2 separate regions of the Homo sapiens genome follow, and region 1 is linked to region 2. A link is a contact called in ENCODE Hi-C or POLR2A ChIA-PET data. All regions are on one chromosome and are shown on one strand. Each heading gives the region's core, a stretch centred on a gene start or an enhancer-like site at or near the end of the contact. The rest is flanking DNA. Distances are from core to core; before and after follow the strand shown.

The links. Hi-C counts contacts between places; a loop is a spot of excess contacts on that map. ChIA-PET counts read pairs that join two places held with the same protein, here RNA polymerase II (POLR2A). Pooled maps may share reads with other maps.
Region 1: a map of left ventricle myocardium superior shows a loop between it and region 2 (2.4-fold over the local background). The contact joins two enhancer-like sites. A Hi-C loop is called at or near these places in 19 of 168 maps with a recorded cell type or tissue (A673, CD4-positive, alpha-beta T cell, CD8-positive, alpha-beta T cell and 14 more), 1 of 37 single-sample maps with no recorded cell type and 9 of 50 pooled maps. POLR2A ChIA-PET finds 5 or more read pairs at or near these places in 13 of 52 experiments (AG04449, CD4-positive, alpha-beta T cell, CD8-positive, alpha-beta T cell and 9 more).

The regions. Positions count from the first base shown.
Region 1 is chr7:148,769,862-148,774,591 of GRCh38, forward strand. The region is part of intron 9 of CUL1 (cullin 1); the gene reads left to right. Among named protein-coding and RNA genes, the nearest start is that of CUL1, 73 kb to the left of the region's middle. RefSeq lists enhancers at 2,291-3,490, 3,811-3,860. Within about 2 kb of position 2,875, at least 6 of the 41 ENCODE cell types and tissues checked have a DNase peak (open chromatin) inside an H3K27ac peak, as active enhancers do.
Region 2 is chr7:148,707,922-148,713,278 of GRCh38, forward strand. The region is part of intron 1 of CUL1 (cullin 1); the gene reads left to right. Among named protein-coding and RNA genes, the nearest start is that of CUL1, 12 kb to the left of the region's middle. Within about 2 kb of position 3,435, at least 2 of the 41 ENCODE cell types and tissues checked have a DNase peak (open chromatin) inside an H3K27ac peak, as active enhancers do.

The DNA of each region.
Region 1 (4,730 bases), core at 1,625-4,124, 61 kb after region 2:
TCCTTTAAAAGGAAGAAAGAAAAAAAAAGCATTATAAATTACTTTTTCAGTTTTATAGGAAAGATGGGACGTTAATTCTAATGTTCATCTTTTCCAAACCAAAGTAAGGTGCTAAATTGGAGAAATAATCAACTATGATTCTCATGTTCCATTGTTTCTTTCTTGGATACAATCAGCTGCCTGATATTTTAGGCACTGAATAAATGCTGCCGATTGACTTTGTCAATGAGTCTTGAATCTGACATTTACCTAACTCGATCAGTTAAAGCAAAAGTATACCTTCTATGTAAATCATTTCTCTATTTGAGGAAGCTTCATCCGTCAGCAATGACAGCACAAATAAACTGCCTTTAACAGCAGTTACATTTTACGAGAAATCAAGCTTTTAAACAATGCTTGTGTTACTTAAATCTAAGCCACTGATTAACCTGAATTTAAGAACCAAAACAAGATTTTCTCCCGTGAAGAAGAGTTATAGCTCAGTAAACCCACGTTGCATCTGCCTTCACTCACAAAAGTCAAATATTAGTTTTTTTTAGTAAGTTACTGATTCTAGTTATTATTTACATAAGCACTGTTTCTACATTGAACTCATGAAACTCTGAGTTTTTTAATTGTTGTGCTTATGAAGTAAAATGTTCGGGAAAGCAAATACTTTTCCAATTTTCTGCAAAAGGAGTGTTTCCTAAAATGCAGTTTTATTCTTATTTGTAAACTTGCCGTTTGGCTCCTTCTGTTGGAATGCTGTCTGTCTGGTGCATGGGTTCCTCGTGCCCTTCCCTGCTCTGGGCTCACACTTGCCACCTCCATTCGCCATCTCTGGGAAAGCCCACAGAATTGAAGCTCAGGGGGAGCGTGGGTGCCCGGGCCATAGCCTGGCACACAGTAGGTGCTTGATTACTTATTGTAAGAAAGAAACACAGCTGCTAAAAAACAAATACTTTTAAATAGGTTTTAGTTTTTATCATTTATGTGGTAAATGTAAAAGACACATTGTAACCCAACCATAATTATTTTCAAAAACCCACTGATTATGAAAAATCAGGAGAAAAAAAGGTTAGTAAAAGTTAGAATCATTGTACATGATTTTAAGTGGGATTTAATTACCTTGAGAACACAATTTTTAAAGTTTAAAAATTTTTGCCTAATTAAGTTGAATCATAGTGTACGAGAATCATTTATAATTAGCATATTAAATGCCATAGAAGGCACTACCTAAGTGATTTTTTTTAAGTGCAAAAATGTGTAATATCAGTCCCGTGTCTTTCTCTGGACTAGAACACTATATATGTTACACTGAAGCTGTTCTTGATGAAATAAACTCCTTTGAGAGGCCAAAAAAAAGTTTTTTATCTGGCTAATCCTTTTATACCACTAATTTGGTTAGAAAACCAGCTTTACTGCTAATACCTGGCCTAGACTGAAATTCGTAGAGGTTTCCAGTTTATCATGTAAGTCAAATATTTTTTGTGTTCGAAGTTTTAGAACCTACTTATGAATTTTTCTTAAGGCATATCTTTTCCCTAGTTAAAACCAATTTAAACATTAAAGGCTATTTCTGGAAAACTGGCTGAAGGGGAATTTCCCTCATGGCATCTCCCTCTCGCCACCTAAAAGCTGGCAGCCCTCAGTGACGTGAAACTGAAGAGAGAGCCCTCCGAACCTCGGAGTGGGGAGGGGACTGTCCGTCAGGATTCCACTCTGTTTGGAAGCGTTCTCTCCAGCCTTCAGAGAGCCTCGTGATCAAGGGCATTTGTGCTCAACTGATATGTGAGGCGATCAATTAGCCTATTGCACTGGGGCACCAGGAGGACTTTGGGAACCTTGCACACAAATATTCAAGGATGAGATTTCAAACTGGTTTCGAGCTGAGCAAGGGATAGGAGAAATGGCTTGTTTAATAGGCAAGTAACCCCATGCATGATTGCTGGCCCAGGAACAGGTTGGGAATGTATCAAAAAATAGTCTATATTAAAATATAGAAGGTGATGGCCTCCATTCACTTAGTGAGGCTTGAAGGGGAGCATCTTCAAAGCAGAGACCATTCCTTCACGTGGTCATTTTAAAAAGAATTGAATGCCCACTGTGTGTGCCTGGCCCTGTGCTAGGCTCTTAATTTTTCTTATTTGACCAAAGCAACTGCAAACAGTCTCCTGCTTAGAATGGCTCACCTTAATGATTTTTTTGACTTTAAAATGGCATGAAAACAATAGGCATTTATGATACTTTCAATAAACTCATCGTACATTGAAAATACTGTCACACATTCAGGTCCGGGCGCAGTGGCTCACACCTGTAATCCCAGAACTTTGGGAGGCCAAGGCAGGCAGATCACCTGAGACCAAGAGTTCAAGACCAGCCTGGCCAACATGGCGAAACCCCGTCTCTACTAAAAATACAAAAATTAGCCGGGCGTGTTAGCAGGCACCTGTAATCCCAGCTACTCCAGAGGCTGAGGCAGGAGAATCACTTGAACCTGGAAGTCGGAGGTTGCAGTGAGCCAAGATTGCACTGCTGCACTCCAGCCTGGGTGACAGAGAGAGACTCCGTCTCAAAAAAAAAACAAAAAAAAAAACCCACACATTCAGTTTATGATGGGCTTATTGAAACATTATCCCAAATTGAGGAGTATTTTTAGCTGCATGATGTGGTCAGTGTTTCAAATCAAAGGGCAAACAAATTTTGCAGATCAAACTGAAATCGTTGTTTCATTTCTTTAGCAAGCATTTAGGGCATTCCTGTAGTAGACGTGATGTCAAGAACTCTGAATTAGAATGCCTTGCCTTTGTCCTTGTCACATCTCCGTGACCTCATCTGCCTAGTTTAGTGCCTACATTGCAGGTTCATTTGAAACTCACCTCTTCTCCATTCCTTAGCACAGAGGTGGCAGCTGTGTAGCATGAGTCACCCTGCCCTCATGCCTTGTTCATCATAAGCATTAGTAATCTAATAGGGTATAATTTCCTGCAGGGTCTGGACGTAGCCTCAGAATCCTCCTCAAAGCAGTAAGCAGCCTGCCTGTCTCGGTAGCAAGCTGTCTCCTCCTCTGTCTTCTGGGATGAGTCAGTGGAGCATGGGAATTCCTCCTCCCTTGGCTCTTACTGTTTTCTATGCATTTTCTCTCCAGTCCCAAGGCTACCATCTTAATCTGGGCTTCGTTTATCACTGCACCTCCCAAATGGCCCCACATCTCTCCCATTCCCATTCATCCCTCATGATAATTAGCAGTTTCGTCTTTCAGAAATACCACTTAATACATTTATAATTTTACTCTGTGTTCTTTTCATCCTTTGTTTTAAACAAAGCAGAATAAAGCCCTTCCTTGTGATAATATAAATCATAATATTACACTAAATCAAAATCCTCTAATTAGCCCACATTTTCATGAACCCTGTCTTCCAGTGAAACTATTATAATATCATTCCCCTACCCCAAAACTCTGGCTAATGTCTCTACTTATAACACAGTCATCCTTACCTTCTGCTTGTCTTAGTCCTGCTTTTAAGGCCAGCTCAAATCCTCCCTTCTAGAAAGAGCTGACCTTAACTCTTCTATCCTAAGCCCTATTTGTAAAACTCTCATTACAAGTGTACATGTGGTTATAACTTCCTGTGCTTCCTGTCACTGCACCATGGGTGGTACAGCCCTTGAGAGCGAAGCTCACGCCTCATTATAGTTTTATGCTCTGTGGTTTCGGGCCTAGCCTCTTACCCAGCGAGGATCTGTGGATGATAATGGTGAAGGCCGTCTGCTGCAGGGCTGCCGTCTCGGCTGCACGACTCTTGACCCCGCTGCGTGTGTCTTCTCAGCTGGAACTCACCATTGTGTAAATTTGCCTCACTCTGCTTTCCTAGTTCTTCTGTCTTCTCTTCTTAGAGACAGTCCTTCTTTTTTCTACCTGTGAAATACCTATTTATCTCTCAAAACCCAGCTCAAAAGTTTTCTCAGTCACCTTGGAATGGTAGCATCTCCCCCTTGAAATAATGGCACATTGGACTGTTTATGTGACACTGCTTTATGCTTTAGATGTCCGTGTGAACGTCCCTCTATTGTAGCAGAGATGGCTCTATCCAGTTTTGTGTCCTCAGAGCTTATTATGACACCTTATCAGTATACTTACATCTTAGTTACACTTCCCATTGCTCCGAAAAGGACTTGGGGCTGCTCACACAATACGTGAAATAAAATAAGATAAATTAAATAAATCGGAGAATAGCAAAATAAGGATATGAGACACAAAATAGAGCTTAATATAATTCTCAAAGTGTGTGCAATGCAGTCCGTTACTCTTGTTAGAGGTAGGTCATGATTTGCCTCGAAATCGTTGTAGTCAGTACAGAGAGCTTGCCATTAAAGACAGCCAGCGCCGTGGGGTACGATCGGCTAGTAACTCAGAAGAATGATTTTTCTTGATGGTCAGAGCTGAGGATACTTTCTCCAGTGGCTCATCCTAAAAAGCATGGTAGTGCCGTGGACAGCATCATCAGCAGTACACTCACAAGGAAATAGGATGTCAAGTCCTTGGGTAGTTTGATAGTTTTCCATGACACCAGCTTATAGCACAATGCCAAAATAAAGTTCAGGAGAAGGGTCAAATAATGCAGACTTGTAAGTTCCTGTTAATTCTTGACTATACAATTGATTCCATTTTGAATGTTTAACACACAGTTGCTCAGCAGTCTGGATGTTACTGTATTCCCCCACAAAGACAGCTCTGTAAATGAACATAA
Region 2 (5,357 bases), core at 2,185-4,684:
GGAAGCATCACCAGGTCTGTTCTCCAGTGTCCCCTTCTGAGTAGGGGCCACATCGCTCATTTCCCAGACTTGTGGACCAGGTTACCTTTCTTTTTTCTTGGGTGACCTCCTGAGGTTAGGGTTCTGTGCAGAATACTTGCTGTTCCAGTTCATCTTATCTTTTCTAACTCTTCATGAGCATTCAGGAGATAGCTTTAACTTGATCCTCTCTTCTAGTCTTTTTTGCTTTGTGGTTTCTCAGTTTTTTCAGGTTAAGCAATTCTCAGCAACTTCAGCTGAGAGCCTTGCAGTCCTGCTAATAGCCTTCAGGGCTTTTGCATTTGACTAACCTGGCCTTTCTTCCAACTTGGCTTGCCCCAAACTGATCTCTTTTTTGCTCCCTAGACCATATCCGACATCTCTATTTCTAGCGTTGTGTCAGAGACACAGATTTCAGACTTGACTTCTTTTGTTTGTCCATATTCAGTGATCTACCAAATCTTACTAGTTCCTCCCCCATAACACTATGTGTTTATACCTTCCTCTTTGGCCCCGCTGTCACCAGCTTCATTCTGCCCTCACGCCTGGCGATGCAGTGCGCTGCTGATTGCTGCTTCATTCAGGACTTGCCTGGCTTCCTTGATTACAGAGGCTCTCCAGGGCAGGTATTGGGCTGCTAGCATTTGATAGAGTGGGCTCTGCTCTTTGTCTTTGCAGCCCTTTGCCACAACCATCCTATCTCATCTTCATAAGCTTAAAAAAATCCTGAAAATCTAGCTGTGTGTATCATGCTAACATGCTTTTTAAAAAAACTGGCTCTGCTGCAATTTTCACTTGAAAGTAGCTGGATGTTGGTTCTGGGTATTTGTCTCTATCTCAGCTCTTCAAACTGGGAATGTGATTTCTAGTAACAACATTTAGCAAAATTTCAACAAAGCAACCAATTTGCGGAAGTTGTGTTAACTTTGAGGTTTTGCCATAATAAATTATAAATGTTGGAATTTTTCTATTGATAAGGCTAACTTGTGGAAAACTGATTAAATAATTCACTGATTATAACCAGCAAACCATATATTACACTAAAGTTTTGTTTCAAAAATATGGATATTGTGGAAGATGAGTATCCACATAGCTTTTTATGGTAAACATAGGTGAGCGTGTATGTGTAACTAGGATAGTGATTCCCTTAATAGTTATAGGAAAAGTGATTCTAAAAAGCATTCTGACGCCTCTCTTGGCGGCAGTGAATGAAACTACAGTTTCACATTAAAAAGAGTACTTTCCCCGCCAAAAATGCAGAGGAGGATTTGTTTTACTGACAATTGAGTACAGGCCAAACTGCGTATATGCGCATACATACTCTGGGCTTTGTGTGTGTGATTTGGCAAAAAGAAAAATAGTCCTAAAGTGTGCATCTCTTTATTCCATTGTATTTATATTTTTCAGAAGTTTATTTATTTGCAGTTTTGATGTGTACATTTTATTTTAGAAAATTGAATGAAGTTTGTGAGATTCAAGTCCTCTAAAGTAAGTTTATTATATATGAGTTCTTGACGATAACAAAACTATGGGGAAAAATCTGGATTTTGTGATGTTAGCATTAGTTCTTTACCTTGTTAAAAATATTAACTATGTTTTCAACTGGGAACATGCATTTATGTTTTTCAAAGTAAGCTACTTGAAGTATAAGCTTAAAAAGCTTGCTTGAGAAAATACACAAGTTAATGTAAATTGTATGAAATAAAAAATATGGACCGACTATTGTTGAGACTTTCCACATGAAACTTAGGCTGGGCAGTGAAGACTATGGTATTGTCCCAGCCACAGCTAGGGTGGTGACAGAAATCAGTAGCAATCTTAACATGCAGGATATTCTTTATGCCTGCTTAAGGTATGGGTTTTGCCAGGCGTGGTGGCTCACGTCTGTAATTTGAATACTTAGAAGGCCGAGGTGGCCGGATTGCTTGAGCTTACGAGTTCGAGACCAGCCTGGGCAACGTAGTGAAACCCCATCTGTACAAAAAATGAAAAGATTAGCCAGGTGTGGTGGCCCACACCTGTGGTCCCAGCTACTTGGGAGGCTGAGGTGGGGGGATCGCTTGAGCCCTAGAGGGAGGGAGATGTTGCAGTGAGCCGAGGTGGCACCATTTCACTCCAGCCTGAGTGACAGAGTGAAACCCTGTGTCAAAAATAAATAAGTAAAATATGGGTTTAAGTTATTGTTGATGCTTTTGTGTCTCTGCCCCTTAGCAATAACCTCCAAAACCCACCACTCTTAGGGTGACAAATAAATACAAATTGTACAGACCATGAGGGAAATTGACTAGAAAATTTTGTAACTACAAAGAAAGGTGCATCTTGACTAGGGGCATTACTATAAAAAATACCAGTGGGCCGGGCGCGGTACGCCTGTAATCCCAGCACTTTGGGAGGCCAAGGCGAGCGGATCACCTGAGGTCAGGAGTTCGAGACCAGCCTGACCAACATGTAGAAACCCCGTCTCTACTAAAAATACAAAATTAGCCAGGCATGGTGGTGCATGCCTGTAATCCCAGCTACTCAGGAGGCTGAGGCAGGAGAATCGCTTGAACCCGGGAGGCGGAGGTTGTGGCGAGCCGAGATCACGCCACTACATTCCAGCCTGGGCGGACAGAGCGAGACTCCGTCTCAGAAAAAATACGAGCAAATGTAAATGTCTAGAGGCTTACTGCTGTTTCGGAATCATAAGTGAAGCTGATGCTACAGGTTTTACCACATTTTCTCCTTTTTTTTTTTTGGTTGGGGTTTCGCTGTTGTCTCCTAGGCTGGAGTGCAATGGCACGATCTCAGCTCACTGCAACCCCCGCCTTCTGGTTGGTTTTCAAGCAATTCTCCTGCGTCAGCCTCCCAAGTAGCTAGGATTAAAGGCGCCCACCACCATGCCCGGCTAATTTTTTTTGTGTGTTTTTAGTAGGGACGGGTTTCACCATGTTGGTCAGGCTGGTCTCGAACTCCTGACCTCAGGTGATCTGCCCGCCTCGGCCTCCCAAAGTACTGAGATTACAGGCAGGAGCCATCGTGCCCAGCCCACATTTTCTCCTTTATTATAGGTATGGCCAGATTGTTTTGAGACAGAGTGGGAAGCAAAATTTAAAAAGTCCCCTTCCCAAAAGAACCCTGCTTCTTATTGAATGTTGTCATCGAGTTACAGATTTTTGTGAGCTCAGAAGACATACTCAAATCATTGAGAAACTGTTTTTCCAAATTATTTATTCTTGACTGATTTAAATGTACACTTCTGTGCATATATGTTTCTCCTCATACTCTCTCCCCAGTGTCCATAATTTCGGAAAATACTAAAAAGTTCTTAGTACTTGATGTTGTAATAGCTAGTAAGGAAATTTTCAGCAAGATGCTTTTTAGCAAATGCAGCATTGAACATATGTGCAGAGAATGGGGGTGCAAATCTGACAGGTGGAACCACAGGTGCGGTGGGTGACATCACTCACTGTGAGCCTTGAGTGGTTCAGGGACCACGGGGGACATGTGTCAGGAGCATCTTACCAGAAAGAGGTGTCGCTTAACTGTGCCCAGTTCCTTCAGGAGAGCGGTTAAAGTGGTAAATTGTCTTTAAAACAAAAAACATAAAAGCCCTAAATCAAATAAAGAGCACGGTAGCGCCGTTTCTCCTTTTGAACCAGTTTGTAGTGAAACGGGAAGTGTATTTGAAAGTTTGCTCAGCTAGGGAAAATTACTGATCAGAGTTTTCGACTCAGGGTTAAATTATCTTAGTCGAAAGAAAAATAATAGAAAGGGGTGTCTTATTGATGAATAGATTCATGTTCACTTAGTGATACACTAGCTTCCAAAATCTGCTTATTGAGCAGATACTTATTCAAGGCCCCACAATCAACTGCAGGGCAAACGGTTCACCACACATGAGGGAAATTTGGAAATTAGTTGAAGAGGATTGTGGGAACTGTGAATTGAGATTGTTCATCTAAATGGGAGTTAATAGCGTTTGTGGTTGACTAAGGGCATCCTTTACGGAAGTGGACCTCACGTGCACACCTCACTGGGAGAGGGAGAGACCTGCCAGGAGGTGCACATCTGGCCTTCCACGCTTAGTGGCCTGAGGATGTTTCCCTGGGGCACCACTTCCACAGGCCCTCTAAAAGGAGGGCAGAATGGCTTGCTGTTTGTATCTTTGTATTTGTGTTAAGCTGGGTTCTGAAAATACAGTGGTGCCAAGACAGAAGAGAAACTTTTTGGATGCTGATGTGCAGTGAAAGCTCTCCAGTAGCGGCTTTTCCAAAGTCAGTGGGTTTCATACAACAGCATCCCATTCATTCACTAGCAAGAGAGCTAGGAAGTCCTGTGGAGCTGGTGTTTTAAAGTATTCTGTTAAACATGTATTTCATGGTAGAATGAAAGATTCATGTGAATTTTAAGATAGAGTGATATTTCAAGGAAAATTTAACTCTGTCACAGCTTAGGCTGGATCCCCAGGTCTGTCCCGATACAAAGGATTCCTCCACCCTGTGCTGAAAGTTACATTTTGGTGGGAATTTTAGAGAAGTGCCACCTCTGGTGTCATCAGTTATCAAAGGTATTGTGGAGTTTTCAGGTAACGTTAATTTACTTCATTTTGACTTCAAAAATAAGCATGGGTGGTTTAACATTTAAATACTATCTTAGGAATTGCATAGATATTAGAAACCCTTTATAGTAGTGTTAACATGAATAGTAGCAAATGCTTACCGTGTGTCAAGGACTCTGCTAAGCATTTTATTTTCGTAACTCACTTATTCCTCATAGCCACCTTATACAACAGGTACTACAGTATTATCTCTAGTACAGATGATGAAATACAGGCGCAGAAGTTAAGGAATCTGACCAAGCTCACACTGCCAGTGACTTGTGGAGCCAGAACTGTGAAGTTCACAGACATCCCACGCATTTCCATATTAGCTGTTTGCAATTTGTCACTGTGTACTGTCAATCAGTGCCTCTTGAATTATTTCTTTAGTAAAATATTTTTTGTGGGATAACCCAGCACCCACACAGACATAACTGGGAAAAAAAAATGCACTGAGTAATACTTAACCTTGTTACATTCTATGAGCTCTTTTTCTTTATTTGATTTTTTAAAAAGTTCCAGTTCCCTTTTACTAAGTTGGTTTCATGATCTACACAATAATGAATTGCAGCCCTCAGTTTGAAAAGCATGTGTGGTGTAGATGATCATGATCAAATGTAATACCGTTTTTTCTTGCCCTAAAGTGAATGCAAGTACTTGGAAACAAAATACACGCAAGTACCAATCTAGACCATTGAGTAAGCATGATTTAATCTAGGTAATTGAGTAAAAGCATTGTGCTGAAACTGAGAACTGATAC